2 separate regions of the Mus musculus genome follow, and region 1 is linked to region 2. Evidence: chromatin loops called from intact Hi-C (ENCODE). Cell type or tissue: heart. All regions are shown on one strand. Each heading gives the region's core, and the rest is flanking DNA. Links, peaks and the distances in the headings are about the cores only.

Region 1 (16,673 bases), core at 3,369-11,368, 190 kb after region 2:
CTAACAGAATCACGAGAGGAACAATCTCTAACCAGAGACAACTATAACAACTAACTCCAGAGATTACCAGATGTCGAAAGGCAAACGTGAGAATCTTACTAACAGAAACCAAGACCACTCACCATCATCAGAACCCAGCCCTCCCACCTCGCCCAGTCCAGGGCACCCCAACACTCGAAAAGCTAGACCTGGATTTAAAAGCATATCTCATGATGATGGTAGAGGGCATCAAGAAGAACATTAATAACTCACTTAAAGAAATACAGGAAAACACTGCTAAACAGGTAGAAGACCTTAAAGAGGAAGCACAAAAATCCCTTAAAGAATTGTAGGAAAACAGGTGATGGAATTGAATATAACCATCCAAGACCTAAAAAGGGAAGTAGACACAATAAAGAAAACCCAAAGTGAGGCAACGCTGGAGATAGAAACCTTAGGAAAGAAATCTGGAACCATAGATGTGAGCATCAGCAACAGAATACAAGAGATGGAAGAGAGAATCTCTGGTGCAGAAGATTCCATAGAGAACATCGCACAACAATCAAAGAAAATGCAAAATGCAAAAAGATCCTAACTCAAAACATCCAGGAAATTCAGGACACAATGAGAAGTCCAAACCTACGGATAATAGGAGTAGATGAGAATGAAGATTTTCAACTTAAAGGGCCAGCAAATATCTTCAACAAAATTATAGAAGGAAACTTCCCAAACCTAAAGAAAGACATGCCCATGAACATACAAGAAGCCTAAAGAACTCCAAATAGAATGGACCAGAAAATAAATTCCTCCCGACACATAATAATCAGAACAACAAATGCACTAAATAAAGATAGAATATTAAAAGCAGTAAGGGAAAAAGATCAAGTAACATATAAAGGCAAACATATCAGAATTACACGAGATTTTTCACCAGAGACTATGAAAGCCAGAAGATCCTGAATAGATGTTATACAGACACTAAGAGATCACAAATACCAGCCCAGGCTACTATACCCAGCCAAACTTTCAATTACCTTAGATGGAGAAACAAAATTATTCCACTACAGAACCAAATTCACACATTATCTTTCCAGGAATCCCGCTCTTCAAAGGATAATGACAGAAAAAAAAAAACAATACAAGGACGGAAACCACATCTTAGAAAAAGCAAAAAGGTAATCCTCCACAAACCTAAAAGAAGACAGCCACGAGAACAGAATGCCAACTTTAACAACAAAAATAATAGGAAGCAACAATTATTTTTCCTTAATATCTCTTAATATCAATGGACTCAACTCCCCAATAAAAGGACATAGACAAACAGACTGGCTACATAAACAGAACCCAACAGTTTGCTGCTTACAGGAAACACATCTCAGGGAAAAAGACAGACACTACCTCAGAATGAAAGGCTGGAAAACAATTTTCCAAGCAAATGGTCTGAAGAAACAAGCTGGAGTAGGTATTCTAATATCTAATAAAATCAACGTTCAAACCAAAGTCATCAATAAAGACAAGGAGTGGCACTTTATACTCATCAAAGGTAAAATCCTCCAAGAGGAACTATCAATTCTGAATATTTATGCTCCAAATACAAGGGCAGCCACATTCATTAAAGAAACTTTAGTAAAGCTCTTTTGGGAGACTTCAACACACCACTTTCACCAATGGACAGATCATGGAAACAGAAACTAAACAGGGACACAGTGAAACTAACAGAAGTGATGAAACAAATAAATCTAACAGATATTACAGAACATTTTATCCTAAAACAAAAGGATATACTTTCTTCTCAGCACCTCATGGTACCTTCTCCAAAATTGACCACATAATTGGTCACAAAACAAGCCTCATCAGATACAAAAATATTGAAATTGTCCCAAGCATCCTATCAGATCACCAATGACTAAGGCTGATCTTCAATAACAAAATAAATAATAGAAAGTCAACATTCACGTGGAAACTGAACAACACTCTTCTTAATGATACCTTGGTCAAGGAAGGAATGAAGAAAGAAATTAAGGACTTTTTAGAGTTTAATGAAAATGAAGCCACAACATACCCAAACTTATGGGACACAATGAAAGCATTTCTAAGAGAAAAACTCATAGCTCTGAGTGCCTCCAAAAAGAAACTAGAGAGAGCACACACTAGCAGCTTGACAACACACCTAAAAGCTCTAGAACCAAAGGAAGCAAATTCACCCAAGAGGAGTAGAAGGAAGGAAATAATCAAACTCAGGGGCGAAATCAACCAAGTGAAACAAGAAGAACTATTCAGAGAATAAACCAAATGAGGAGCTGGTTCTTTGAGAAAATCAACAAGATAGATAAACCCTTAGCCAGACTCACTAGAGGACACAGGGAAAGCATCCTAATTAACAAAATCAGAAATGAAAACAGAGACATAACAACAGATCCTGAAGAAATCCAAAACACCAACAGATCCTTCTACGAAAGGCTATACTCAACAAAACTGGAGAACCTGGATGAAATAGACAAGTTTCTAGACAGATACCAGGTAACAAAATTAAATTAAGATCAGGTTAATGATCTAAACAGTCCCATATCCCCTAAAGAAATAGAAGCAGTCATTAATAGTCTCCCAGCCAAAAAAAGCCCAGAACCAGATGGGTTTAGTGCAGAGTTCTATCAGACCTTCAAAGAAGATCTAATCCCAGTTCTTCAGAAACTATTCCACAAAATAGAAGCAGAAGGTACTCTACTCAACTCATTCTATGAAGCCACAATTACTCTGATATATAAACCACAAAAGACCCAACAAAGATAGAGACCTTCAGACTAATTACCCTTATGAATATCGATGCAAAAATCCTCAATAAAGTTCTCACTAACGGAATCCAAGAACACATCAATACAATCATCCATCCTGACCAAGTAGTTTTTATCTCAGGGATGCAGGGGTGGTTCAATATATAGAAATCCATCAACATAATCCAGTATATAAACAAACTCAAAGACAAAAACCATGTGATCATCTCGTTAGATGCGGAGAAAGCATTTGGCAAAATACAACACCCATTCATGATAAAAGTCTTGGAAAGATCAGGAATTCAAGGCCCATACCTAAACATGATAAAAGCCATCTACAGCAAACCAGTAGCCAATATCAAAGTAAATAGTGAGAAGCTGGAAGCAATCCCACTAAAATCAGGGACTAGACAACGCTGCCCACTTTCTCCCTACCTATTCAGCATTGTACTTGAAGTCCTAGCCAGAGCAATTCGACAACAAAAGGAGATCAAGGGGATACAAATTGGAAAGGAAGAACTCAAAATATCACTTTTTCGAGATGATATAATAGTATATATAAGTGACCCTAAAAATTCCACCAGAGAACTCTTAAACCTGATAAACAGCTTCAATGAATTAGCTGGATACCAAATTAACTCAAACAAGTCAATGGCCTTTCTGTACACAAAGAATAAACAGGCTGAGAAAGAAACTAGGGAAACAACACCCTTCTCAATAGTCACAAATAATATAAAACACCTTGGCCTCTGTAAGACAAAGCTTGGAGCTGAGACAAAAGGATGGACCATCTAGAGACTGCCATATCCAGGGATCAATCCCATAAGTAGCCTCTAAAGGATGACACCATTGCATACACTAGCAAGCGTTGGCTGAAAGGACCCTGATATAGCTGTCTCTTGTGAGACTAGGCCGGGGCCTAGCAAACACAGAAGTGGATGCTCACAGTCAGCTATTTAATGGAGCACAGGGCCCCCAATGGAGGAGCTAGAGAAAGTATCCAAGGAGCTAAAGAGATCTTCAACCCTGTAGGTGCAACAACATTATGAACTAACCAGTACCCCGGAGCTCTTGACTCTAGCTGCATATGTATCAAAAGATGGCCTAGTCGGCCATCACTGGAAAGAGAGGCCCATCGAACTTGCAAACTTTATATGCCCCAGTACAGGGGAATGCCAGGGCCAAAAAATGGGAATGGATGGGTAGGGAAGTGCGGGGCGGGGGGGTATGGTGGACTTTTGGGATAGCATTCTAAATGTAATTGAGGAAAATATGTAATAATAAAAAATATTTTAAAAAATAAAAAACAAAAAACACCTTGGCCTGACTCTAACTAAGGAAGTGAAAAATCTATATGATAAGAATTTCAAGTCTATGAAGAATGAAATTAACGAACATCTCAGAAGATGGAAAGATCTCCCATGCTCATGGATCGGCAGGACAAATATAGTAACAATGGCTATCTTGCCAAAAGCAATCTACAGATTCAATGAAATCCCCATCAAAATTCCAACTCAGTGAATTAGAAAGCAACATCTGCAAATTCATCTGAAGTAACAAAAAACCTAGGATGGCAAAAACTCTGCTAAAGGATAAAGAAAGTCTGGTGGAATCACCATGCCTTACCTAAAGCTGTACTACAGAGCAATTGTGATAAAAACTGCATGGTACTGGTATTCATGTATTTGGTTTTTCCTATAAGGCAGACCTTAAGCCCAATATTATTTTTTTCCAAAAACAGTTTTTATTAGATATTTTTTTCATTTACCTTTCAAATGTTATCCTGAAAGTTCCCTGTACCTCCCCACCCCGCCCTGCTCCCCAACCCACCCATTCATGCTTCCTGGCCCTGACATTCCCCTGTACTGGGGCATATAATCTTTGCAAGACCAAGGGCCTCTTCTCCCAATGATGACCAACTAGGCCATCTTCTGCTACATATGCAGCTAGAGACACAAACTCTGGGGGTACTGGTTAGTTCATATTGTTGTTCCTCCTATAGGGTTGCAGACACCTTTAGCTCCTTGGGTACTTTCTCTAGCTCCTCCATTCGAGGCCATGTGTTCCATCCAATAGATGACTATGAGCATCTATTTTTTGTATTTGCCAGGAACTGGCAAAGCCTCACAAGAGACAGTTATATCAAGGTCCTATCAGCAAAATCTTGCTGGCATATGCAATAGTGTCTGGGATTGGTGGTTGTTTATGGAATGAATACCAGGGTGGGGCAGTCTCTGGATGGTCCTTCCTTCTGTCTCAGCTCCAAACTTTATCTCTGTAACTCCTTCTGTGAGTATTTTGTTCCCAATCTAAGAAGGAACGAAGTATCCATACTTTGGTCTTCCTACTTTTTGAGTTTCATGTGTTTTGCAACTTGTATCTTGGGTACTCTAAGTTTCTGGGCTAATATCTACTTATCAGTGAGTGCATATCATGTGTGTTCTTTTGTGTTTGGGTTACCTCACTCAGGATTATGTCCTCCAGATCCATCCATTTGCCTAAGAATTTCATAATTTCATTGTTTTTTATAACTGAGTAGTACTCCATTGTGTAAATGTACCAAATTTTCTGTATCCATTCCTCTGTTGAGGGACATCAAGGTTCTTTCCTGCTTCTGGCTTTTATAAATAAAGATGCTATGAACATTGTGGAGCATGCGTCCTTATTACAAGATGGAACATCTTCTGTATATATGCCCAGGAGAGGTATTGCTGGATCTTCCTGTTGTACTATGTCCAATTTTCTGAGGAACTGCCTGACTGATTTCCAGAGTGGTTGTGCCAGCTTGCAATCCCACCAGCAATGGAGGATTGTTTCTCTTTTACCACATCCTCACTAGCATCTGTTGTTACTTGAATTTTTGATCTTAGTCATTCTGACTACTGTGAGGTGGAATTTCAGGGTTGTTTTGATTTGCATTTCCCTGATAATTAAGGATATTGAACATTTTTTTTTTCAGGTGCTTCTCAGACATTCGGTATTCTTTAGTTGAGAATTCTTTGTTTAGTTTGTGCCCCATTTTTAACGGGGTTATTTGATTTTCTGGAGTCTAGATTCTTGAGTTCTTTGTATATATATTGCATATTAGTCCTCTATCGAATTTAGGATTGGTAAAGATCCTTTCCCAATCTGTTGGTGGCCTTTTTATCTTATTGACAGTTTAAACCCAATTTTAAATAGCTGTTGTATAACCCATAACTTTCATGCTACTTTTGGTCACATGATCAAAGATTACATTTAAGGTCATTATTGTAGTTTACAAGCTTCACAGTTGGGTAAAAATTGGGTAGTTTTTGCCCTCTTGGCTGCTCACATATCACCTTTTTGTATTCTGAAAACTAGCCATCAGGGGGTTCCTGCTCCCTGATCAATAATGACTTATTTCTCTACATTTTTCTTAACAAATGTGTCTAGTGTCTCTAGAAATAGCATCTTACCATAAATCCTTGTGGGAAACTGTCTTACTTTTCACACTACACTTGTGAGAAATATGACAACCAGAAGAGAAGCTCTGAGAAAGTTAGAGAGAAGGTATGGTGGCTGGAGCAGCACCTTAAAGCTCATATCAACAACAAATAGTAAATGACAAAAATGTAATGGTTCATAGTGTTGAAATCTCCAAGCTTACATCATTTTTTGCCCACATACTTCTAGTAAGACTACACTTCCAATACCTATGGTGACAGCAACCAAAGACCATGTATTCACATAATTCTCATTCAAACCATTACAGCAACTAAGAACAATATCTATCACCCATATGGTTTTGGGGCATCTCCACTGTATCTCTCTGATCAACATCTTGATGGGAGGTATCACAAACTTGGTAGAAGGCTTTTTAGTTTGCAATCTACAGCTTTGGCAATGAGTATATTGCTCTATGCAGGGAAAACCCACTTAACCTCTTTCTATTCATAAGAAAATAAATGAAATATATCAGCACCATTTATTGAAGATGTCTTCTTTTTTCCATTGTATATTTTTGGTGTCTTTGTCAAAGATCAAGTGACTATAAGTGTGTGGTTTTATTTCTAGGTCTTCAATTCTATTCCATTGATCAACATAACTGTCTCTGTACCAATACTAGGCAGTTTTTATCACTATCACTCTGTAGTAAAGCTTGAGGTTAGAATGGTGATTCCCCAAGCTGTTCTTTTATTGTTAAGAATTGTTTTCTCTACTCTGTTTTTTGTTTGTTTGGTTTTTTGTTTGTTTGGTTTTTTGTTTGTTTGTTTGTTTGTTTGTTTGGGTTTTTTTCCCCCCTTTGGTTTTTTCCTTTCCAGATGAATTTGAGAATTGGATTTTTATGGGGATTGCATTGAATTATAATAGGCTATGTTATGGCTCTTTACCATGTCCTTACAGTTAATTTTCCCTCCTCCAACTCCCTTCTAGCCTCATCCTCAAATCCATCTCCACAAAAACCATTAATATCCATATTTTTCTTTCTTTCATATCACCTGTGCTCTACAGGATCTTTTCTCCCTTCCTTACCTCAATGGACCCTTCCTAGTTTTCTGGATTCCACAACTACTCAAAATTAAACATACATCTCTAAGTTTACCTTTACAATATAATCCTTTACAATTACATCCATTTCCCTGGACATTTTATAATTTTATTTTTCTTTATATCTATATAAATAGTTTTTAAATATCAAAGAAATGAAGTAATGGTATTTTCAGGAAATTGGAAACAACTGAAGATAATTATATTAATTTAATTATGTAGATATTGGAATGAGAAACCAACTATAACAAGGTTTCTTTCATTTGTGTTTATTAAAGCCTATATAGAAACATAATCATATGTATGTATATGACACAAATTAAAAGTGAAACTTTCCAGAGTAACAAACTGTTAGGTTTTGGATGTGATATCATAGTTTTAAAGGAAACAGAAAGAATAACTGAGGACATAGATATTCGTTATAAGGGGTTGTGGGAAGCCACAAACGCCATTACAAGATGGCACTGGCTACCACTGGCCACCACCCATGATTATGGGTATACAACCAATGTGTGCATGTGCATAAGAGTTTTTTGCCGAGTCACTGCCTGGCCCGACACATATTAATGAGGTACTGATAGCATAACCAATCAGGTATGGACACGTCACTCCTAGGCCTATATAAGCAGCGCCATTTCTTGGCTCGGGGTCTTTTCGCCTCTGTAATTGAGCTCTCCCAATAAACGTGTGCAGAAGGATCCTATTGTGGCGTCGTTCTTGCTGGCGAGTCGGGCGCTGACAAGAGGTATTAATACATACTGTGGATAGATAAATGGAGGAAAATAGCGTCAAGGGGTGCTGCAGTGAGAGTTTATTTCCTAGCACCAGAGACAGGCAGCATGAAGGGAGAATCTCTGCAAGGAATCAGAACCCACAGGACAGAAGAGAAATCTGTTTCGTTATAGTTTAAGGGTTTGTAGAAGTTTACACCATGAGCCTTCAGATAGTATTTCTAATTCCCAGGTGGACAAAAACTTAAATCTAGCACCCTTTTTTGTTCTCTCATTACCCTGGTGAGAAATCATATTTTGAATGTCGCTATAAGGTGCACACCTGTCAGTATACATGATAGTGGGAGAATTCCTATTTTTCCCATTAAACAATTAATTTATTAATTTTATCTTCTGGTTGTTGCCACTGCTACCAGTCCATCCCTCTCCCATCTGCATCACTACGTTACCCTCTGAGTGGGTGGAGGCCCCACTGGGTATCTGTCAACCCTAGCACATCAAGTCTCTGCAGGGCTAGGTACATCTTCTACTGCTGAGGCTAGACAGGGCAGCCCACCAAGAGGACTGGACTCTACATACAGGCAACAGAAAGCTCCCATTTGCAATGTTCCTGTAGCACCAGATATTATCCAGAAGAGTGGGAAAGTTGCTATAAAGGAGTTGCTAAATCCTAACATCCTAACATTTCATACGTACACACACACACACACACACACACACACACACACACACAGACACGCGTGCGCGTGTGTGTGTGTGTCTGTGTGTGTGTATAATGTGCCCTTAGTCCCAGAACTCTGGAGGCAAAGGCAGAGTCAGGAGGATCTCTGATTTTAAGGTCAACCTGGTCTGCAGTGTGAGTTTCAGAACCTCTAGGGCTACACATGGAAGCCATGTGTAAAAAAACCCAAAGTATGAGAGAGAGAGAGAGAGAGAGAGAGAGAGAGAGAGAGAGAGAGAGAAAGAAGAAGAAGAAGAAGAAGAAGAAGAAGAAGAAGAAGAAGAAGAGGAGGAGGAGGAGGAGGAGGAGGAGGAGGAGGAGGAGGAGGAGGAGGAGGAGGAGGAGGAGGAGGAGGAGGAGAGGAAAGAGAGAGGAGAGAGAGGAGAATGACTTGCTTATAATATGATCTGTTGATCATATCCCTGAATTGTTGGTTGTCATGGGAGCAACAAGTACTGAACCTTCTTAAGCTTTAGTGCACGCTTTGGTGAATAAAATCCCTCAAATATCAATATGAGAAGACATGGGTGTTTTGTAGTTCTGTAGATTAAGGCAGAATTCAAGATTTTCTGTAGGATTTCAGGATAGTCTAATACATGAATCTCTGACACATTTTAAAAAATCATGGCCTTGTGCACCCAGTACCTGCATAATAAATCCAGATTTTCATACTGATGTCCTTTTATCCAAGAGAGAAAACAAGAGGGCATTTTTTTCCATCATTTTGTTCACAGTGGTGGACCTTACATTTGCTTGGCTTTCCTCAAACAGCTGAATATGTCTGTAAATTGTATATTTTTTCCCTAAGGAGATACACACATTCTAATATGACATCAAAGTACAGTGGTAATCTTGCCTTGACTTCCAGTGGTTCCTCAGTTCAAATACTAAGACTGAGCCAGCCTCACCTTGTTCGGAGACTGCATATATTCTACATGGTTGATAAGAGCCTCAGAGATGAACAAGGAGAAAACAGAAGTGGGGGGACTTCTTCTTAATGGGACAATATGTTTTCCTCAAGACAGCAATCTCCTTCAAAGTCTCCAATGGAGAGCCTATTAGCTTTTCAGTACTGGTGAGAAAATTCTTTTTTCCTATCTTCTTTTTTCCCCCCCTCTCTTCTAAGAATTCTTCCATTTACTCTGTGATTTTTTTCTCAGTGTTGCTCAAAATTCCCTGCTTCCTTTTGCTGGTAGCTGCTTGATGACCTCTGTGATTAACGGAAAGGTCTTGCTTTCTTTCTCTCTCTTCCCTATTTCTCTTCTGTCACTTCTGACATGTATAGTTTGCTTATAGTATTGTTTAATTTTTAAACTCTATATGTTTTTTTTTTACTTAGCACTTTATATATTTTTATTTTTTGTGTATATGAGATAGTTTATGAAACTTGAACCAAAGCTGTGGATGACTCCTATTTCCAACTGGATGGAACTACTTCCATAGCTTATTATAGAAGTGAGCCACCTGGTGAATTCTGTTCTTCATGAGACTAAAGCAGAATTTAGCATTCTTATCCAGTTTGTTCCTCTCAAGTTCCTTGTGGACAGAGCCTGCTTTCTTAATCACATGGTAGGTCCTCAGGGACATCAGTGACATTGGACTTAAGGATTATCAATATTTTATTACCTGTCACATAACAGCCATGTACCACACTACATAAGTGCCTCAGGATCACACCTATTTAGGAGGTAGTCAGGCCTTTCTTCCCCTGTTTGTAAATTGTTTCTTCATCTTCTCAGATGTCATTTTCAGAGCTGTAGGAGCACTAAGACAGTAGAGTAGTACCAACTGGGAAAGACCCTTCCCTGGAAGGGAAGCATGTGAGTCATGATGGTGGAGGTCTGGTTTCAGCGAGTGACACAATAATTTTAATGAGCTGTATTCCAAGTCTGTTTTTAAATTATTTTATTAACAAGTTTTTGAATCAAGAAGAGACCACAAATTTCTTAAGTTCCTCCTACCTTCTACACCCTACAGTCCCTGCTTCTGCTTTCTCAAAGCAAGTATGCCTCTTCAGTATGGGGCTGCCACATCACTAGGTACAACTGTCCAGTGAATTACCTCAATTTAATTGTTTTTGATACTATAGTTTTTAAAAAGTTACAAAAAACAATAAACTTTGAAAAATTTAAACCACAACATGGTAATGTAAATGAGCCCATTTTCTCAATTTTCGAGAAATTAAAAAAAAATCAAATATGTAAATTTAATGTGATCATCAGAATTACTCTTCAAAACTTCATTGGATACACTTCAAAACTTTATTGGAAAAAAAGGTTTTTAAAGTGAATTTGTTTCCAGGAAAAGATAAATCAGATAACAGGGTAGGTTTTATTAAATGTGACCATGGAAAGCCCAATCTGCACATCTGCTACATATGTGTAGGGGGCCTAGGTTCAGCTCATGCATGGTATTTGGTTGTTCGTTCAGGCTCTGTGAGCCCACCTGAGGCGAGGTTATTTTACTCTATATGTCATCTTGTAGTGTTCTTGACTGCTCTGGCTCCCTCAGTCCTTTGCCCCACTTTTAAAAGACACCCAAGCTCCACCTATTGTTTGGCTGTTGTTCTCTGCACTGTTTCTATCAGCTGTTGAATGAAGCCTCTCAGAAGACAGTTATTCTAGATTCCTGCCTTTAAACATTGCAGATTATCAATAATAGTGTGAGGGGGCTGCCTCCCACCCATGGGGTGGGTCTTGAGCTGATCCAATCCCATTGGCCATTTGCACAATCTCTTTTCCATCTTTATTCCCACATATCTTATAGATAGAATAAATTTTAGGTCTTAGGTTTTGTGCATGGTTTGGTTTCCCAGTGCCTCCACTGGAAATCCTGCCTGCTTACAGGGGGTGGCCACTTCAGGCTCAATATCTCTTACTGGTAGGAGCCTCAGCTAGAGCAACCTCCATAGACTTCCAGCAACCTTCCAATTCCCAGGTCTCAGGCTTGTCCCCAAAATGGCTCCATACTAATTTCAGTTCTCCCTCCAAGCCATCTACCTCTTCTACTTTCCAAACACCTTATCTCCACCCCTTTCCTACCCAGTTCCCTCCCTCCACCCACCTCCAATGTCTATTTTATTTCCCTTCCTGAATGATCTTCCCATGGGTCCTCCTTGATATTTAGATTCTTTTGGTCTGTGAATTATAGCATGACTGACCTGTACTTTCTGGCTAATAGCCACTTATAACTAAATAAATACCATGTGTGTCTTTCTAGGTCTGGGAAACCTCGCACAGGATATTTTCTAGTTTCATCTATATGATTGCATACATCATGGTGCCATAGTCTCCTGTACCTATGCAATTAAGGTTATTCTTCATTTTTTTCTATTAATTTTAATGTATCTGGTTGAGGTCTTTGACCCATTTGGACTTAATTTTGTACAAGATGATAGATATGTATCTATTTGCATTCTTACACATACAGACATTCAGTTACACCAGCACCATTTGTTGAAGATGCTTTATTTTTTCATTGTATGATTATGGTTTCTTTGTCAAAAAGCAACTGCCCATAGGTATGTGGGTTTATTTCTGGTTCTTTGATTTGATTACATTGATCAACCTGCCTGTTTCTTTTTTCTAATTGGATATTTTCTTTATGTACATTTTAAGTGTTATCTACTTTCCCACCCCCACCCCCTGGAAACTCCCTATCCCATCCCCTCTCCCCCTGCTTCTATGAGAGTGTTCCCCCACCCACCCACTCTTGCCTCCCCACCTTGGAATTCCCATAAACTGGTTCATTCAGCCTTCACTGGACCAAGGGCCTCTCCTCCCATTGATGTCCATCAAGGCCATCTATCCTCTGCTACATATGTTGTTGGAGCCATGGGTCTCTCCATGTGTACTCTTTGGTTGGTGGCTTAATCCCTGGGAGCTTTGGGAGGTCAGGTTGGTTGATATCATTGTTCTTCCAATAGGGTTCCAAACCCTGCATCTCCTTCAGTCCTTTCTCTAACACCTACACTGGGGACCCCATGCTCAGTCCAATGGATACCTACAAGCATACACCTCTGTATTTATCAGGCCCTGGCAGAGCCTCTCAGGAGAAAGCCATGGTTTTTATTAGAATCATGACAGCTCAAATTCAGGGATTATGATACCTGTAGAAGTTCTTTTATTGTTCTCAATTGTTTTTTGCTATCCTTTTTGTTTGTTTGTTTGTTTGTTTGTTTGGTTTGGTTTGGTTTGGTTTTTAATTTTCCATATGAAGTTGAGAATTGCTCATGCAAGGTCTGTAAAGAGTTGTTTTGATGCTGGGTGTGGTGGTGCACGCCTTTAATCCCAGCACTCAGGAGGCAGAGGCAGGCAGATTTCTGGGTTCGAGGACAGCCTGGTCTATAAAGTGAGTTCCAGGACAGCCAGGATATACAGAGAAACCCTGTCTCAAAAAACAAAATTAAAAAAAAAAAAGAGTTGTCTTGGAGAGCACAAGATATATGTGAAAGAGGATTGAAAGTAGTATTTTAGCCAGGTTCTGGTGGTATACATGTTCAATCCTAGTGTTCTGGAGTCAGAGGCAGGTGTATCTTTGTGAGTTTGAGGCCAGCCTGGTCTACATAGTGAGTTCCAGGACAGTCAGGGTACACAGAGAAACAAACAAACAAACAAGCAAACAAACCAAAATTTAAAAAGAGAAGAAGAAGAAAATGTTTTTAATCTTATGTGGTCCACAATAATTGGCGTGGGGGTTCTCCCTGAACCTGCCTGACTGTGGTCCTATTCCTCTAGTATGATCCTGCTGCATATAAGAATGGATCCTGTTTTTGCATCCATTCATTAGCTTGTGTGTGTGTGTGTGTGTGTGTGTGTGTGTGTGTGTGTGTGTGTGTGAGAGAGAGATTTAAATTGGGGAATTGAGTCCACTGATGTTAAGAGATATTAATGACCAATGATTGTTAATTCCTGTTACTTTAATTTTGGTGGTATAAATGTGAGTGAGTGTGAGTGTGTGTGTGTGTGTGTGTGTGTGTGTGTGTGTGTGTGTGTGTTTCAGTGGACAAATTCAGGTTGTCAGACTTGGGGACAGATGATTAATCATGAAGTCTTCATGCCACTGTCAAACCCATATGTCACCTTTATAAGATTTTTGTTATTAATATATATTAGAGGTTTAGTAGTCTCATCAGTATTTTGTATTCATGCAGCAGTAAAACTTAGTTGTTAAACTTCCCTCTTGAGGCAGAAATATAATAAAAGCCAGATGTGGCAGGATGTATCTACAAAGAAATAGCACCACCCAGTTACAACACAGCTGATATACATACAACCTCACAAAAACTGTGATAGCTCACACAAACCTGTACAAATTCATACTATACAAAATTCTTTCATAGAGAAGGGGAGGTAAACACAAAGTTTCACCCCTACCAAAGAAGCTGTTGGCACTGATACCTACTGCAAAATGGGAAATGATTTTCTCCAACATAGTGTAATAATCTTTAATGTAATATCACAATATATATCCAAATAATATAAAGCCAAGAATTAGATATCAACAAACCAGATAGCTCAATTAAAATTCTGGTCAGAGTTAAACACATATTTCTGAACAGAGGATTCTCTAATGGTTGAGAAACATTTAAAGAAATGGTGAACATCCTTAGTCATCGGGGAAATGCAAATCAAAGTAACTGTGATTCCACCTTACACCCATCATAATTGGTAAGATTAAAAAAAAAAAAAAACCTCAAGGAACAGCATATGAAGATATGGAGCTAAGAAAACACCCCACCATTGGTGATGGGAGTTTAAATTTGTACAAACACTCTGAAAATCAACTTGTTGGTTTCTAAGAAAATTGGGAATAGTTCTACCTCAAGACCCTGGGCGTATGCCCAAAAGATGTGCAGCCATACTACGAAGGCATTTGCTCAACTATGTTCATAGTAGTTTTACTTGCAATAATCAGATGCTGAAAACAACCCAGATATCCCTCACCCTAGAAACAATCCAGATGTCCCTCCACAGAAGAATGACTAAAGAAAATGTGGGACATTTACACAACAGAATACTACTGATCTATTAAAAATCAAGAACATCACAAAATTTGCAGACAAGTGGATGGAACTAGAAAACATCATCCTGAGTGTGGTAACCCAGACCCATAAGGGCATGAATGTTATGTGCTCACATATGAGCTGATGTTAGCCAGAAAGTCCAGGATATCCAGACTATAATCCATAGACCCAAATAAGCTAATTAACAAGGAGAGCCCAAGGAAGGATGCTATAATCTGACTCAGAATGGCAAATAAACCATTCATGAGAGTTGGATAGAGGGAAGGAAGTTGGCAGAAGAGGGATTGGAGAGCGGAATGGTGGTGGGGTGGAGTGGGGTGGGGCTGTCAGGTATAGGGAGAGCCTGGAGTAGAGGAACAGTAGAGTGCATGGAAACTAGCAGTCAACAGGTATGGGGCATCTCTGGGATAAGTCAGAGACTTAAGCTAGGGGAGGCTCCAAGGAATCTATGAGGATGACATTAGATGAAACTCTGAGCAGTAAACGATATGGAGCTTGAAGAGGCCACCCCTTTATCCATGTGGGACTCCCTGTAGAGGACCTACAAAAACTTCTACCACAAATTTGTCCTGCCTACAACAAATACAGGAACAAAGAGTACAGTCTGAGGGAATGACCAACTACTCTTTGGCCCAACTTGAGACATATCCCATGGGAAAGAATTAACCCTGACACTACTAATGATACTGTTATGCTTTCAGACAGGAGTCTAACATAGCTATCCTCTGAGAGGCTCCACCCAGACATTGAAGGAAAATGATGAAGAGAATCACAGGTAAACATTAGACAGAGGTCAAAGAGTCTTGTGAAAGAGTTAGGGAAAGAATTGAGGGTCTAGGAGGTATTTGGGACCCACAGGAAGAATAACAGAGTCAACTACCCTTGGGAGCTCTCAGAGACTGAACCACCATCTAAAGAGCATACATGGGCTGGACTGAGCCCCCCTCACATATGTAGAATACGTACAGCTTTGTCTTCATGGGGGGCCAATAAGTTTAGGGGAGATGTCCCTCACTCTCTTGCCTGCCTTTGTATAATGTTCTCCCGAACTGGGATGCCATGTATGGCCTCAGTAGGAGAAGATGTGCCTATTAGTCCTGCAGTGACTTGATGTTCCAGAGTGGGTTGGTACCTGGGGCCAGGGGTCTCTCTTTTCATAGAGAAGAAGAGAAGGGGGAGGGGCTATGTGAGGGGAGCACTTGAAGAAGAGGAGAGTACTTCCATCAAGATGTAATGTGAATATAAAAAAGAGTAAAGAACAAAGAAGCAGAGGTGCAGCTTGGTATTCACGAGGGTCTCTCAACAATAGAGTGGGGGCTTCAACAACTCTGTTGTCCACCTATAGATCCTCTTCCCCTTAAATGGTGCCTGTCTTGTCTTAGTGGAAAAGGATGTGCCTAATCTTGCAGTGACTTGGGTGGCCAGAGTGAACTGGTATCCAAGGTGGGGGGAACTCCTCTTTCTTAGAGTTAGAGGTAAAAGAAAGGGATAGTGTAGGGAAAGGCCTTCTGATGGCTGTGGGGAAGTACTGTGTAAATAAATGTAAAACAATAAATGTAAAAATAATAGTGTTTCATTAAGAAAATACATGATTCAGTGCATGTTTATAATCCTGACATCTGGAATATAAAAGGAGGAGGCTCAGGAGTTCCAAACCAGTCTGTATGTAGTGATATGTTTCAGTGCTTTACCGTAGAAAAACCTTTCCATTTCAATTGTAAAAGATAGCCTGTCATCGGCTTTATTCATAGTATTTCCAATTGTACTTTCTTTATGTAGACTTGTATAGAATATCCTGAAATTTCCATTTCATTAATTATTGTCATAGAAATGCTCCACAATGAACACAGGAGTTTATTGCCTAAACTCAACAATGCTTTCACTTATTCTGAAGATACTGAAACTGCCATGTCAATTTTAAGTCATATGTACCTTAA
Region 2 (16,673 bases), core at 4,231-12,230:
ACCCTGACATAGAAGATATTTTCTGTGAGATTTGGGGTCCTGAGAAGCCTGCATGACTCTTCCTCCTATCCATACTGTATCAATAATGTCTGCCTTTACTCCCTAGGGTAAAATCATACATTTTAGTTTTAGGGAAAGCTCAGTTGTCACCTTGGAGTGACTGATCAGTATCCTCAGACTACCTCCTCAAAATGAAGTTGCCTGTTAGTATTTTGGTGCTACTGCTGTTCAGGATTCCCAGTGTAAGAGTAATAGGAATAGAAGAGGGTGAAAATTCTCAGTTCAAAGGCTAGAAATCATCTTTAAAAAACTCTTAAAAGAAAACTTCCCTAACATGAAAAAGAGATGGCTAAAAACATACAAGAAGCATACAGAACACCAAATAAACTGGACTAGTAAATAAATACTTTCACTACACAATAATCAAAACTCTAAATGACAGAACAAAGAAAGAATAGTAAAACTATCACGGAAAATGCCAAGTAACATAAATACAGATGCTTGGGAATAACACCAGAATTCTCAACAAAGACTCTAAAAGGCAAAAGATATTGAACAGATGTCTTACAGATCCAAATATACCACAGAAGCCAGCTGAGGTTACTCTACCCTTCAAAAATATAAATCACCATAAATGGAGAAACCAAGATATTTCATGTCAAAACCAAATTTAACCAATCTAAACCTAAAATATCCTTACTATTTGATGCCATTTAAATAATGTTATGATTTTATTTCTGCAGGTATCTTAGGTTTGGGTATTAGGTATACACATTTTTAGTGTGACTCTTCTGATAAGCATAAATTGCTTTATAATTATTCCATTCCTGATGTCTTCAAAAATGAGCTAGAGAATTGGCCTGAAATTCTTCCAGTAGAGGGAGGTATAGCTCTTGCTTTTTTTACTAGAGAGATTGCAACTCAGTTACTGCTTCAATAGGCCTTTTAATTTTTCTATTTTCAAATGGTTATACATGCACAGGGCGTTGTCAAACATAGGCAGGGAATTCTGCACCTTGCTCATAACCGTCTCTTTAGTTGATAGCTTTTATAATAAAATAAATGAGGAAATTGAAAGAACATACATATTATTCATGAGCTCATTTGCATTTATTTGCCTCGGGGCAAATAAATAGTCTGTGTTTTCAGAACCATAATTATGTATTCAACTGCACTGCTATGACAAAACTCACTGGTGTCACCACCTCTCCCCAACTCATAGCAAGCACTAAAAAAAAAAAAAAAAAAAAATGCTCATACAACATGTACAATTTCCTATTGGCCTATTTTACTCTGTAGCAGTTCCAAGGTATTTACATGAAGAATTTGTTTCTCTTTGCCTACAAAAGAAATTCTTGGTATTGAATATCCCAAGTTATCCTTGTTACTAGATGAGGAAGATTTACGCACTTAGTTCTAACTACTTCTGGAAGAAATCTTATCAAGCATTTGTTTGTTTATTTGTTTTACTAATTTCAGTGTGAACATGAATTTTCCTTTCTCTGCAAAGGTACCCAAGACTTTAAGACTTCAACTGTATAATAATTATCCTTTTAGTAGTAGAACCATTTGTAGATGTACTTTTTAGTGTTTTTACTTTATAGTCCCATAAAAACATCTGATTATTGACTTCTCTTAGATCTTTCCAATCAGGATGCTTATACTATATTATAAATTATGCCATTCCCTATATAGATTTAAAAAGACTTTCTATACCAAATTATGATGTTTAACTACCCCAGAGCTCTTGACTCTAGCTGCATATGTATCAAAAGATGGCCTAGTCGGCCATCACTGGAAAGAGAGGCCCATTGGACATGCAAACTTTATATGCCCCAGTACAGGGGAACTCCAGGGCCAAAAAGTGGGAATGGGTGGGTAGGGGAGTTGGGGGGAGGGTATGGGGGACTTTTGGGATAGCATTGGAAATGTAATTGAGGAAAATATGTAATAAAAATATTTTAAAAAAAGAAAAAAAAAAGAAATAAAACTGAAAAAAAAAATCTGTTTCTTCTGTATAACTTATTCAGTGAATTATCCTATATTTTTCCATGTTCAGGTTAGACTTTTTATATTGTTAATACTGTGATTTGATTGATTTTGAATTTCATTTTTTCTTTTAAGTTCTAAATAAAAGACCCTATTTGAGTACATAATTTCTATGCATTGTATTTTAGGTTGTAATTCATCATTATATCTACTAGGTGGATTCTAATTTTGACTCAATATTTTGAGGTCCAAACAATTAATATTTCCTTTTATGTAGCTGGGATTAAGTCAGCAAACCACACAAAATCTGTCATCATTTGCATCCTGGCTGGCTCTGCTAGCACATTTTTACTTATAGGCTATTATTTGATTAATTATGGATTTTACGTATCCTTATTTTTGCTACAGTAAATAAACACTTACATGTATTTTAACTCATTCTTTCTACACGTCCACTCTCTTGGAACATTTTATTTAATTAATTAATTATACACTCTATCATATTATATGAATATATAATTTCATGTAGAGTTCGGTTTGTTCTTCATGTGTTTTCCTTTAATTTTTCTACAGAGAGTTATTTTTTTCTTTGTAGTGTTTTTGTCTGACCTGAAGATTTATACTTATAATTACAAAATATACCTTACTTTTCAATGTATGTATTCCTCTGTACATAAGTACACATATGTGTTCATACATACACATATATATATATATATATATATATATATATATATATATACACATACACATATATGTGTGTGCCTATGCATGCATTCATGCCTGTGTTTACATGTGCATTTTGTTTTTTGTAATTTCTTGCTTCCTTGTGTTCATATACAACTTGCTACATAAATTGAAGTATTCAAAAATAGAGCTTTTTAATTTTGGTTTAGAAGTAAGAATATTTTTTGAATGGTCACCAATATTTTGTCATTTTCAGTAACTAATTCTCATTTTCATGTTCAAATCCTGAATTTTGCATATAAAAACACAAAACTACAGTAGAGTGAAAATACTCTGTGCAAATGCACCTCTCTTTAGAACATGATTTTAATACTTTCAACTGTTAATATTGAACAAAATGAATAACTATTTTAAGATATATTTCATTGTTTTATCTCCATTTTTATTTCTGATTTTATTAATATGAATGCTGTCTCTGTGCCCTCTGGTTAGTCTGGATAAGGGTTTATCTATCTTGTTGATTTTCTCAAAGAACCTGTTCCTGGTTTTGTTGATACTTTGTATAGTTCTTTTTGTTTCTACTTGGTTGATTTCAGGCCCACGTTTGATTATTTTTTGCTGTCTATTCTTCTTGGGTGTATTTTCTTCTTTTCGTTTTAGAGCTTTCAGGTGTGCTGTCAAGCTGCTAATGTATGCTTTCTCCTATTTCTTTTTGGAGGCACTCAGAGCTATGAGTTTTCCTCTTAGCACTGCTTTCATTGAGTCCCATAAGACTGGGTATGTTTTGGCTTTAATTTCATTAAATCCCATAAGCTCTTTAATTTCTTTCTTTATTTCTTCTTTGAATAAGTTATCATTAAGTAGAGTGTTGTCCAGCTTCCACATGTATGTGGGCTTTCTATTGTTTATGTTGTTGTTGAAGACCAGCCTCAGTCCGTAGTGATCTGATAGGATACATGGGATTATTTCAATATTTTTGAATCTGTTGAGTCCTGTTTTGTGACCAATCATATGATCAATTTTGGAGAGGGTACCATGAAGTGCTGAGAAGAAGGTATATCCTTTTGTTTTAGGATAAATGTTCTATAGATATCTGTTAAATCCATTTGTTTCATAGCTTCTGTTAGTTTCCCTGTGTCACCCACATTCATAAAAGAAACTTTACTAAAGCTCGAAGCACACACTGCACCATACACAATAATACTGGGAGAATTCAACACCCCACTCTCTTCAATGGATTACCATATAATTGGTCACAAAACAAACCTCAACAGATACGAGAAGATTGAAATAATACCATGCATCCTACCAGATCATCATGGCCTAAGGCTGGTCTTCAAGAACAGCAAAAATCTACAGAAAATGTTTTTAAGAGGCCAGCTCCCTGTCTAGGCCTCATGGTTTTTGTCTGGTTGTCACCTTGGGCTCATTCCCCACCTTGCCCACCTGAGCATCCCCTTGAAAGTATTGTCTGTCTTAGGCCCACTCATGCCCATGGCCCTGATCATAGGCAGGATCCTTTCAGTCTCTGGCTTCCCATCCTGGAAGACTGACTGCCTCATGACAGACAGGCCTTCTTAGGCTTACTTCTTTCAGGGAATGTTAGGCTACTAATCATTCAGACATTCATAGGTCAGGACAGTTAGCTGAGCATAGACAGCCTTCATCTTCTCTGCCTCCTAGTGAAGTTCGTATGACACAAAATACACACCTGCAATGCCTCTGGAAGGCAGGAGTGCATGGCAGTCCTGATCACTCTAATTTCATACAAAAGAGAATAATAAAGTCAGAAGATATAATGCCACCTTTCTAGGGTTCCAGTTTTCCTAGTTATGCTGTTTTTTGACTGTCTCTATAAATTCGAGACTGAGTTTGCCAACTCTTTGAAACTCTTTCAGGAATATTATTTGCATTACATTGAGCTTATTAGCAAACTGAAGATGATACACAATTAAATCTCATTTATGGGACTGGAGAGAAAGCCTAGCGGATAAGAGCATTTGTTTATCTTGAAAGGGACATGGTTTTGATTTTCATCCCTCAGACGGTGACTTATACATGTTTTTATTATTTGTTTATTTAGCATATATGAGTTATGTGTCTTCACACACACACACACACACACACACACACACACACACACACACCAGAAGAGGGAATGTGATTCCATTACAGATGGTTGTGAGTTATCATATGGTCGCTGGGAACTGAACTCAGGACTTCAGGATGAGCAGTCTGTGCTCTTAACCATCCCATACCTATCTTTAATTTCAGTATCAGTTCTCACACCATCTTCTGTTCTTTGATTGTACTAGACATGTACATAATATTCTTAGGATCATGCAAACAATACATATATTCGATTTTTTAAATAAAGCAGTTCATTGTATGAAGACAGATATATTGTCTATTTATTTGTATGCTTTGTAATGTACAGGGGCGATTCTTCTATCCTTAGTGTATGTAGAGGTTTTATTGTAATTACTTTCAAATATCCATGTTGAATTTCCTTCAACATGGTTTATGAATTTGTATACTAATATTATTAGCATCCTCACCTGGGCATTGGTTCATTAGCAATCCTGTTCAAGACTAGGCTCCAATCTGAAGTGCTGGGTGGACTGCCTGGGACTTGCTTCTGAAGGTTACCTTTTATCAGTGCAAACTCAAGCTCACATTATTCCAAGTTATGCAAGATGGTTTAAGTTATGTTTCTAACAGATAAAGAGGTTTCTTTTGTGTTAGGGTTAAGGGTATGTTTATGCAATGGTTTTGGTTAGTGCAAGGGTTAGGACTATGATTGTTGCTAGGGTTACAATTAGTATTAACATTAGTACTGCAGTTATAGTCAATCATTTACTTAGTGTAGGGTTATAACTGTTGCTAGTGATATGGATAGACAAAATGTTAGGGATAGGAGTAAGGTTTGGAGTTCAAGGTTAACTTTGTTTGATTTAGGTTAAGCTAAGTGTAGGATTTCTGTTTACAGTTTAGGTCATAAGTAAGTGTAGAATTAGGGCTTAGACCAAACCTGCTGTGGTCAAGGCACAGCTAATTCAGGACAGGAGAGAAAATTTTGTGTTGAGCTGCAGCTAATCAGGCAAACTATGGTTATCTGATCCATGGGTGCAGCTAACATAAGACAAAACAAAATCCAGAAGAGAACATAGAGGATGAGCAAAGCCGGATCCTATTCAGAAAAGCACAAAGACCTTTGTCCAAGTGTACAAATCATCATGAAAACAAAAGATAACAATTCCATAGGTGCACCTAATTAAAATATATATAAAAGAAAACAGCTGCATCCAGGATCTAGCTAATCATGAAATATGCGTGAAAGTTATTACTAAAACATAACTAATCAGAAAAGCTGCACATATCTGTGTCTAGTGCTCCAAAGAGTCAGAAACAGTTTAGAAACCTGTGCACAGAGTCACAGACAAGCTAGATATTGCAGACCTCTGTGCTCATGGTACAGACAAGTTGGATGAGAATAGACACCTGTTCCCATCATAAAGTAATGATCGATTTACTACTATTGCAGTGCACATTCATGCTCTGGGACATCAGTGCTCATCGCTGTACTAGTAAAGTAGCACATGTGCACATGGATGTCTTCATAGAGTTTGAAACATGGATACACTGGTGCAGAAGGAGAACATGACACACTGATGTCCTAGTGTCACCTAGCATATGGGCATGCATGAAGAGCGGAGTAGAAGGATGTCCATGTATACATGAAAGCCCTTGTAGTAGTGCACATGGCAGTAGGAGTACACGTGTGCACACAGATGTATTGGCACATAGGTGCATATGGTGCACATTATGTATTAAAGCAGTGCACATGGAAGTATTGGAACTACAGTATACAGTAATATGTAAGTGAAGCAAATTTGAACTGATATGCAACTACAATACTTAACAGGGATGTATTTGTATGGCAGCATATGTGAATGTGCTAGTACAGTAGTACTATATTGGACAAGGGTGAACTGTGTGGCCCATGTGTGGCTGTACTACTATAGCAAAGACATGCTCAAGAACATCGGCATGTCTGTATGTACTTATACATACAAATTACTACACATGAATTTACCCATACAGCATTTCACATGAATGCAATTGTAGAGCAGTGCTTACTGACATGTGAGAACAGGAGTACACATGATTGTGCCAGTATATTTGCATATAATAGTACAGAAAAACACATGGACGTACTAAAGAACCACCATAGATTTACTATTATAGTAATGACTATGGATGTACTCCTACAATTTTACACATGGATGTCCTATTATAGATGTATACACAGTTGTGCTGTGTATACACATGTGTTGTATATACAAAACCATGTAGGTATGTGCTATAGCAGGATAAATGGGCAAAATAGCAAACCAACTCTTGGAAGTACTAGACAGGAACACACATGCTTCTGGTAAATAAGTACACATGTATGTCCATGAACAGCAGTCCACACAGGTTCACTAGTACAAAAGCACACATGGAAATAAAGTAAAGGAGTGTACATAGTTGCATTCTTGCAGGAGATATCACGCATATTCTCTCAACTTACATGCATATAAGAGTACAGGTATACTCAGATGTACTATTATAATAACACAAATGTGATGAGTCTGTGATGAGACCTACAGCAGGACTTACTTTTCATGTAAATAGACAGTTGCACACAAGCATTTACTGGTACATTACTGAAGTATGTACTAGTGGAGTAGTGAATATCCATCTATTATTAAGCACTACAAATTTTTAATATACAACAATAATTAGTTGTTGTTATAAGGACTTAGTGCACTATAAATACAACAGAAATATCTTTTTCACCTATGCAAAGGTAAGGGGTCCTTCAAAATAGCAATCTACTGTCTGCTGCTTAAAGAACACCTTAGTGAAGACATATCCAGGGTTTTGGCTCAGGGACAGAGAACAAGCCCAAAATCTTCAATGCCGCATGTCCTAATACTGATCACCAAATATATAAACAAATAATTTTAAAAATGGATCTTAACAGCTTATCAAAGATCACACCAATAGATCCAAATCCCTTCCATCAAAGCTAAATGTTATCGATTGGAGTTGAAAGTTGAATAATAATGTAAGCAGTATTTTCCAAATGTTATTTCATCCTGTTTCTATTTAAGTTATATTAAAACCCCACTTCTTATATTGATTAAAATCACTATCTATAACCACATGAACTCACACATTTTTCTAATACTTATTTCCATGTCTCTGTCAACCTGTAATGCCAGCATTCAAGATGCACAGATAAGAGTATTGCAACCTGGGACTATACAGTGAGTCTCTGTTTCAAATACCAAAGATATTTGTATTTTAATAGATGAATTAAGTCACTGTAAGGACTCACAAAGTATGAAACTTACCATTCTTCTCTACTTTTGATTTATCATAAGTAGGTCTTAGTTTGGCTGCCTTGGCTGCCAATAATGGCACAAAAGCTACAGTTAAAACAATGTTTGGGTGTGGTCACAAGCTTATTTTCCTCAGCAGTTCATTGGAGAAACTGGTGTAGAAACTCCACTGATTTGGATGGTCCACTGTGATGGGATGGTTGCTCATTGGGGCAGAAATCAAGTGCTGAAGAAGGAACTGGGACAGATTACCTTTTTATAAAAGAAAAAACTTGGATATTTTCTTTATTTACATTTCAAGTGTTATCCCCTTTCCTGGTTTCCCCTCTGCAACCCCCTATCCCATACCTCTTACCCTGATTCTATGAAGGTGCTCCCTCACCTACCCACCCATTGCTGCCTTATCCCCCTAGCATTCCTCTACACTGGAGCATCAAGCTTCACAGGACCAATGGCCTTCCATTCCATTGATGTCAGATGAGACCCCTTCAGTTCCTTCATCCTTCCCCTAAGTCCTCCATTGGGGTACCTGTGCTCAGTCAGATGTTGGCTGAAAGCATCAGCATGTATATTGGTCAAGATCTGGCAGAACCTCTCAGTAGACAGCTGTATCTGGCTCCTGTCAGCAACCATTTCTTGGCATCTGCAATAGTGTCTGTGTTTGGTATCTGCATGTGGGATGGATGCGCAGGTAGGGTAATCTCTTGATGGCATTTCCTTCATTCTTTGCTCCACTCTTTGTCCCTGTATTTCCTTTAGATAGGAGTTATTCTGGGTTAAAATTTTGGAGATGGGTGGGTGGCCCCACCCATCAACCTCAGGACCATGCCTAACCCCTGAATATGGTCTTGACAGATTCTCGTTCTCCTTTGTGGGGTATTTCAGCTAATGTCATCCCCACTGGGTCCAAAGAGGCTCTTGCTTTCCTAGCATCTGGGACTTTCTGGTTGCTACCCCCATCCCCCCATCCCCAAATGCTACACACCCCTGTTCAATTTCTTGATGTCCATACATCTCCTCCATCTCCTCCCATACCTGATTCTTCCCCTCTTCCCCCATTCTCTTCCTTCCAAATCTCCCCCACACTCTATGTCCCTTGATTACTTTGTTCCCCCTTCTAAGCAGGACTTAAGCATCCACTCTTTGGTCTTCCTTCCTCTTCAGCTTCATGTGGCCCATGAGCTGAATTGTAAGTATTCCATGCTCTTGGCATAATATCCACTTATCAGGGAGTAATACAACGTGTGTTCTTTTATAACTGAGCTACCTCAGTCAGGATGATATTTTCTAGATCCTCCATTTGCCTGCAATGTTCATGAAGTCATTGTTTTTAATAGCTGTGTAGCATTCCATTGTATATACATACCACATTTTCTGAATCCATTCCTCTGTTGAGGGACTTCTGCATTGTTTCCAGCCTTTGTTTATTATGAATATGCCTGTTATGAACATAGTGGATCATGTATCTTTATTACATGTTGGAACATCTTCTGAGTATATGTACAGGAGAGGTATAGATGGTAAAACTATGTCCAATTTTATAAGGAAACCCCAGGCTGATATCCAGAGTTGTTGTACAAGCTTGCAATTAAAACAGCAATGGAGGAGTGTTCCTCTTTCTCCACATACTTGGCAGCATCTGCTGACACCTGAGTTTTTCATCTTAGTCATTCTGACTGGTGTGACATGGAATCTTAGGGTCCTTTTGACTTGCATTTCCCTGATGACTAAGGACGTTGAACATTTCTTAATGTGCTTCCCTGCCTTTATTGTTTTCTCAGTTGAGAATTCTCTGATTAGCTTTGTTCCCCATTTTTAATAGTGTTATTTGTTTCTCTGAAGTCTAACTGCTTGAGTTCTTTGTATATATTGAATATTAGCCTCCTATTTAATGTAGCATTGGTAAAGATCTTTTGCCAGTCTGTTTGGTGTTGTTTACTTTTAACCCACACTGTTGGAACAAAAAGACTCTCAGAATGTTTTTTTAACAGTCTCTGAGAAACTCAGAATAAATTAGCCACTCTGGCTTACCTGTGTACTCAGGAGCACCAGTAGTTTTGTAGCACATAGTGTCTGTTGCCAGCCGTATCACTGATATACTTCACAAACAAGAAATTGGCTTGCTGGTCTCAATGATCCTACCACATGACTGTGTCAAAGCAGAAGAGCTGGTGAAAGGGCCAGCTCTGCACCTAATCATGTTAGGTGTACTAGACTATGCATGTCTGTTAACTAAGAGACTCAAGACCAAGGCACAACTCAAATTAATGCCACGAAAAAATCAGATAGACAACAAAACCAGGTTTCCTCAGGGACAGTTTTATCCTGTTTTCATCATTAAAAACCCAAGTAAACAATCTTACCATCATAAGTCACATACATCCTGATATCATAACATGTTGCAAAATGGAAACTGTTAACTAAATATTTTCCTTTGAATGAACATCATATGCACCAAGTGTATCACTGAGTCCCTGGAATGTGGCATTTCAGGTTGGAATCCCCCATGTAGCCATCCTCTAGGTCAAGAAATAGAACATGCTCAGGACTTCAGAAGCCTTTCAGAGGCTCCCTGTCAGCCACTTTGTCTTCAGATGTCACCACAGTCAAACATTGAAACCTACAAATTAATTTGTCTATTTTAAAAAAGATTCATTTACTTTATGTATGAGTGCACTGTCACTGTCTTCAGATACACCAGAAGATGGCATCAGATCCTATTAGAGATGATTGTGAGTCACTATGTGTTTGCTGGGAATTGAACTCGGGACCTCTAGAAAAGCAGTCAGTGTTCTTAATGTCTGAGCCATCTCCCAGTCATAATTTTGTCTATATTTGATCTATTTATTGTACATCAGTTCTATCAAAGCACTTGCTCATTTTTATATTTACGTAGTACCAATTGGAACAACTTTAGTTTCTAATTTTCAGAACAACAAAAGCATGCTTGTTTGGCATTATGGAACACGAAAATTACTGGGTATTAGCTGAATAAAAAGCAGTGATACCCAAATCTATTCTAGATTCATTCAACAATTTATCTTTGGGTTTTTAAAACTCTCTCTCATTCTCCCACCATCGCCCGACTCCTATGCCAGGAATTAGCTGTATCACTTAAGACAGAACAATACTTACCAGACAAAGAGAATACACAAGACTTTCATGACCCATGTTCTTTCCAGAAGAACTTGAGCAGCAGCAGTCTCTGTCCCTAAAGGTCATGATGGTCATTGAGAGTTGTTGTCTGCTAACATTACTGTCCCAGAGAAACTCTTTTTCAGAGGGTTCTGACAACTTGAAAGCAGGTCTTTGTTCAGTTCTTAGCAAAGAAAGTTAAGTATTTGGACTGCTATCCCTACTCCTTCTTTTTGCATAGGTTCTAGTCAGCACCAACATAGAGCAAGACAATGTGGTTTTTTTTTTAACTAGATCTAATAGAAATTTACTTAAAATATTGAACTTAGAGAATTCTGAGTAAATAGGAGAAAAATTTCTAGTCAATATATGTTTGTTTTTCTTCATTACCTATGTGTCACTTCTGATATCAACACACACACACACACACACACACACACACACACACACAATTCTTTTTAATTTTTTTAATTTGATGTGTAGGAGTATTTTGTCTGTAGGTCTCTATGTGCACCATGTGTGTGCAGTGCCCAAGAAGGCCAGATGAGTGCATCAAATTTCTGCCAATTGAAGTTTCAGACATTTGTGAACTGGCATATCAGAGCTTGGAAGAGAACTTGGAATCCTCTACAAGAACAGAACATGTTCTCAACCACTGAGCCATCTCTCCAGCTCCAGGAAAGTTAGAAATAAAATATGGCTTGAATACACATAAAGATCTAAGTCATCAACAATACTGCTTTTTTATTTGTGTGTGTGTTTGTGTGTGTTTGTGTGTGTGTATAGTATTTATGTACCTATTGGAGTGTGTGCACTCATGTGAATGTGCCAGTCTGGCCAAACCAGTGAGCTCCATGTTCAGTGACAGACCCTGTCTCAAATAAGGTAGAAAATAATAGAGAAAAAAACTTTATATTTACCTCTGCCCTACACACCCTGAAATTTTCTCTCCAAATGGCTAGAGAGACTTCATGGTGTAGAGTGATGTTAAACCATCTGACAATTTACCTTAGACAAATATTAAAATGGACAATAAAATCAGCCTTTAAGCTCACAGATTAGCTTCAAAGTTTGTAACAAACTGTTGCTAGCTGTGACCGTTGTTACTGATGCTTCTACTGGGTTATGGTAGGGAACTGAACTGGTTCTGTCACAGTGACCTAGTCAGTAATTTAAACAGTGTGTTCTAGCTAGCACTTTAAAGTATTCACCTGTTAGTTTTTCATCTAGATCATCAACAAAGAAATTTTGGTTTTCTGGAATCTAAACAACTCTATAGCTCGTGAATATAAGCATGGCATGGTTCTAGTAAGAATGATCACTGTAAGATACAAATAAAATGTTCAAGCAAAGTGCGGCACTCAAAACGAACTGTGGCTCCACCTCCTGGACATCTGAGCAAACTGCATTCCTGAGGCATGGGAGGCTAAGGGAAAGGGAAGTGGAATCTTTTTTTTTTTTTTTTTCCATTTTTATTAGGTATTTAGCTCATTTACATTTCCAATGCTATACCAAAAGTCCCCCATACCCACCCACCCCCACTCCCCTACCCACCCACTCCCCCTTTTTGGCCCTGGCGTTCCCCTGTACTGGGGCATATAAAGTTTGCAAGTCCAATGGGCCTCTCTTTTCAGTGATGGCCGACTAGGCCATCTTTTGATACATATGCAGCTAGAGTCAAGAGCTCCGGGGTACTGGTTAGTTCATAATGTTGTTCTACCTATAGGGTTGCAGATCCCTTAAAGGGAAGTGGAATCTAATCCACTGAAAGCAACAGGAAAAGTTACAGCTGACCATGGAGGCAAGATCTCCAAGAAATCTGTAAAGCTCATTTTAAATTTTAATTGTTTTCCACCATAAGGACAGACAAACTTAAAAATGTTACATCTTTATTCTTTTCTGGTAAAAAATGTGAACCAGTTTTCTGTCTGTGGTAAAGCTGACATTTCAGCTCAGATTCTTTAACTTTGACTCTCACATGTGCACTGTTACCAAGTTTCCTTAGACACACTTAGGACAAGTTCAAGTTTATGTGTACACAAACAGAAACACCCAAGAAGGTGAATTTTAGTAGCAGATTTTAAGAAGCAGACATAAAAATAGGACAAATGCAATATCAATGGCTGCTTCCCGAAAACAAAACAAACAAACAAGCAAACAATAAACACAGGATATTTCCATTTACTGTAGAGGCAAGTTCAAGAGGAACAATAAACAGCCTTAGGACTCATGGTCTGTGGCCCAACAGTTGTCATGCCCATGATGCTTGTCCCTGAGACAGGCAGATCCCTAGGTCTAAGTGTCCAGAGGATGTCATGATTTTATGGAGCATAGCTCTGCTTGTGGTTCTGTCAATCTTAACATTCTTCCTAATCTCTGGGTTGTGTGAAGATCCTAAGGGGGCTTCCAGCCCCTCACTGGCAGCATCATCTGCTCTCACAATAATAGTGTATGATCTTTCTCAAGCATTGCTGCTAGAGCAGGTAAAAGGTCCAGTCGTTACCCTAGGAAAGACCTTGGAAATGTAGATTGTCAGCAATGACCACCACCCTTAAAAAGAATTTGAAAATCTAAATTATTAGTGAAGTTACATGAAGGTATTTTTGCTGTTGTCATTGAAGTATGAAAATCTTGAGAGGCAGTCTGAAGGTCAGAAAAACATACTCTTAATGGTTGAATTAGGGAGATTTTGAGGTTAGTAAACAACGATAGTAGTTCAGCTCGCATTGGCTGACATGACTAACTGAGGCCGGACTGATGATTTAGGTAATGATTAATTTCTTGTATTCATTTTTGCCCTAAGCTTTCTGATATGATTTAATAAGGAATTGTTAATGAGTAGATGTGCTCCCCGAGGACTTAAAGTAGGATTGACTGATTGCTTTTTATAAACAAGTTTTAATTTGTGATTCTTTATGTTTTTTGTAACATTACTTTTTAGGATAAATACTAAAATAATTGATTCTTTCTTTTTAACTTCAAATTGCTGCCCGTGATTAAGAAAATTACCTTGCTTGCTCACATTTTGTTAATCTATAACGAGGTGTTTATTCATGCATATATGTGGGTTCTTGGGAAAAATTTGTGTTTGCTGTTTCTTGTTTTATTGTTTTTGTTTATTTTTATTTTTTAAATATGTTTAAGATGTTAGTGCCTCTCAAGTTGGTGTTATATGGGTGAGTAAAAAAAATCTTAAATTTGCGATGAAACTGCAATCAAGGGAACATTGGGAATTCTTAACCATAATTTTTAAGTATTTAAAGCAACGTTAGAATATATATAATATAGTATATATTATATTATATACTATATGATATATTATATATCATATAGTATCATATATCATATATTATATTAATTTATATACATAAATATATAAAATTTAAAATATAAATAAATACATAAATATATATTATATTAATGTTTTATATATATATATATATATATATTTGCTCCAATTTTAAACAATTTATTATCCTTAAAATCAATACTAGAAATGTCACTATCATGTTACAAAGTTTGGCTGCCAATTCATGGATGCATAACAGTGTAAATTTTAATGTTTTATTAAAGAGACATTGTTTTAAATCTTATCTCTTGTAAGTCTAGTTTCTAAGATAAGAATCACATAAAATATTATCTCAATTAGAAGTATCCCTAGAGGCCTAGTTTTCTGGGCTGGTATATGCCACCTGTTGTTATTTAAGATGACTTCAACCCTGAGTTACCAATTTAAAGCTAACTTTGTTACCAATGTTACACTTTTTAATCAAAACCAAGAATGCAGAGCATATTTATACCTTTAAGACCAGACAAAAACCAAATGAAGCAGTTACACAAATTTTACAAATTTGTACCAATCAAAGAATTTTACTTTTTTTCCTCCAATTTTTTACTTCATTTACATTTCAAATGCTATCCTGAATGTCCCCTATTCCCTCCCCCAACCCCCTTCCCCTACACACCCACTCCCACTTCTTGGCCTTGGTATTTTCCCTGTACTGGGGCATAGAAAGTTTGCAAGACCAAGGGACCTTTCTTCCCAATGATGGCCGGCTAGGCCATCTTCTGCTAAAAATGCAGCTAGAAACACGAGCTCTGGGGGTACTAGTTAGTTCATATTGTTGTTCCACCTATAGGGTTGTAGACCCCTTCAGCATCTTGAGTACTTTCACTAGCTCCTCCTGTGTTCCATCCAATAGCTGACTGTGAGCATCCACTTCTGTGTTTGCCAGGCACTGGCTTAGCCTCACAAGAGACAGCTATATTAGGGTCCCTTCAGCAAAATCTTGCTGGTGTATGCAATAGTGTCTGGGTTTGGTGGCTAATTATGGGATGGACCCTGGGTGGGGCAGTGTCTGGGTGGTCCATCCTTTCGTATCAGCTCCAAAATTTGTCTCTGTAACTCATTCCTTGGGTTTTTTTGTTCCCAATTTTAAGAAGGGGCGAATTGTCCACACTTTGCTCTTCTTTCTTTTTGAGTTTCATGTGTGTTGCAAGTTGTATCTTGGGTATTCCAAGTTTCTGGGCTATTATCCACTTATCATGAGTGCATATGATGTGAGTTCTTTTGTGTTTGGGTTACCTCACTCAGGACGATACCCTCCAGATCCATCCATTTGCCTAGGAATTTGATAAATTCATCCTTTTTAGTAGCTGAGTAGTACTCCATTGTGTAAATGTACCACATTCTCTGTATCCATTCCTCTGTTGAGGAACATCTGGGTTCTTTCCAGCTTCTGGCTATTATAAATGAGGCTGTTATGAACATAATGGAGCATGTGTTCGTATTACTAGTTGGAACATCTTTTTGATATATGCCCAGGAGAGGTATTGCTGGATCCTCTGGTAGTACTATGTCCAATTTTCTAAGGAACCACCAGACTGATTTCCAGAGTGGTTGTACTAGATTGCAATCCCACAAGCAATGGAGGAGTGTTCTTCTTTCTCCACATCCTTGCCAGCATCTGCTGTCACATGAATTTTTGATCTTAGCCATTCTAACTGGTGTGAGGTAGAATCTCAGGGTTGTTTTGATTTGCATTTCCCTGATGATTAAGGATGTTGAACATTTTTTTCAGGTGCTTTTAAGCCATTCTATATTCCTCAGTTGAGAATTCTTTGTTTAGCTCTGTGCCCCATTTTTTAATGGGGTTGTTTGGTTTTCTGGAGTCAATCTTCTTGAGTTCTTTATATATATTGGATATTAGTCCCCTATCTGATTTAGGATTGGTAAAGATTCTTTCCCAATCTGTTGGAGGCCTTTTTATCTTATTGACAGTGTCTTTTGCTTTACAGAAGCTGTGTAATTTTATGATGTCCCCTTTGTAGATTCTCGATCTTACAACACAAACCATTGCTGTTCTTTTCAGGAAATTTTTTCCTGTGCCCATATCTTTGAGGTTTTTCCCCACTTTCTCCTCTATAAGTTTCAGTGTTTCTTGTTTTATGTGGAGTTCCTTGATCCATTTA

Evidence for each region. Hi-C counts contacts between places; a loop is a spot of excess contacts. Peaks named below come from ENCODE experiments on the same cell type or tissue, not always from the same donor. Only the 100,000 strongest peaks of a DNase experiment are listed, where the experiment ranks them.
Region 1: a loop joins it to region 2, with 11 times the contacts of the local background. A loop is called at or near these places in 11 of 42 quality-filtered maps.

The regions. Positions count from the first base shown.
Region 1 is chr6:67,990,749-68,007,421 of GRCm38, forward strand. It overlaps Igk. Among named protein-coding and RNA genes, the nearest start is that of Gm24911, 190 kb to the left of the region's middle. In heart, for the core only: no CTCF peak of the experiment used is centred there; no DNase peak of the experiment used is centred there.
Region 2 is chr6:67,800,101-67,816,773 of GRCm38, forward strand. Gm24911 (a small nucleolar RNA gene) reads right to left here and starts at 4,410; the gene lies at 4,275-4,410. It also overlaps Igk. In heart, for the core only: no CTCF peak of the experiment used is centred there; no DNase peak of the experiment used is centred there.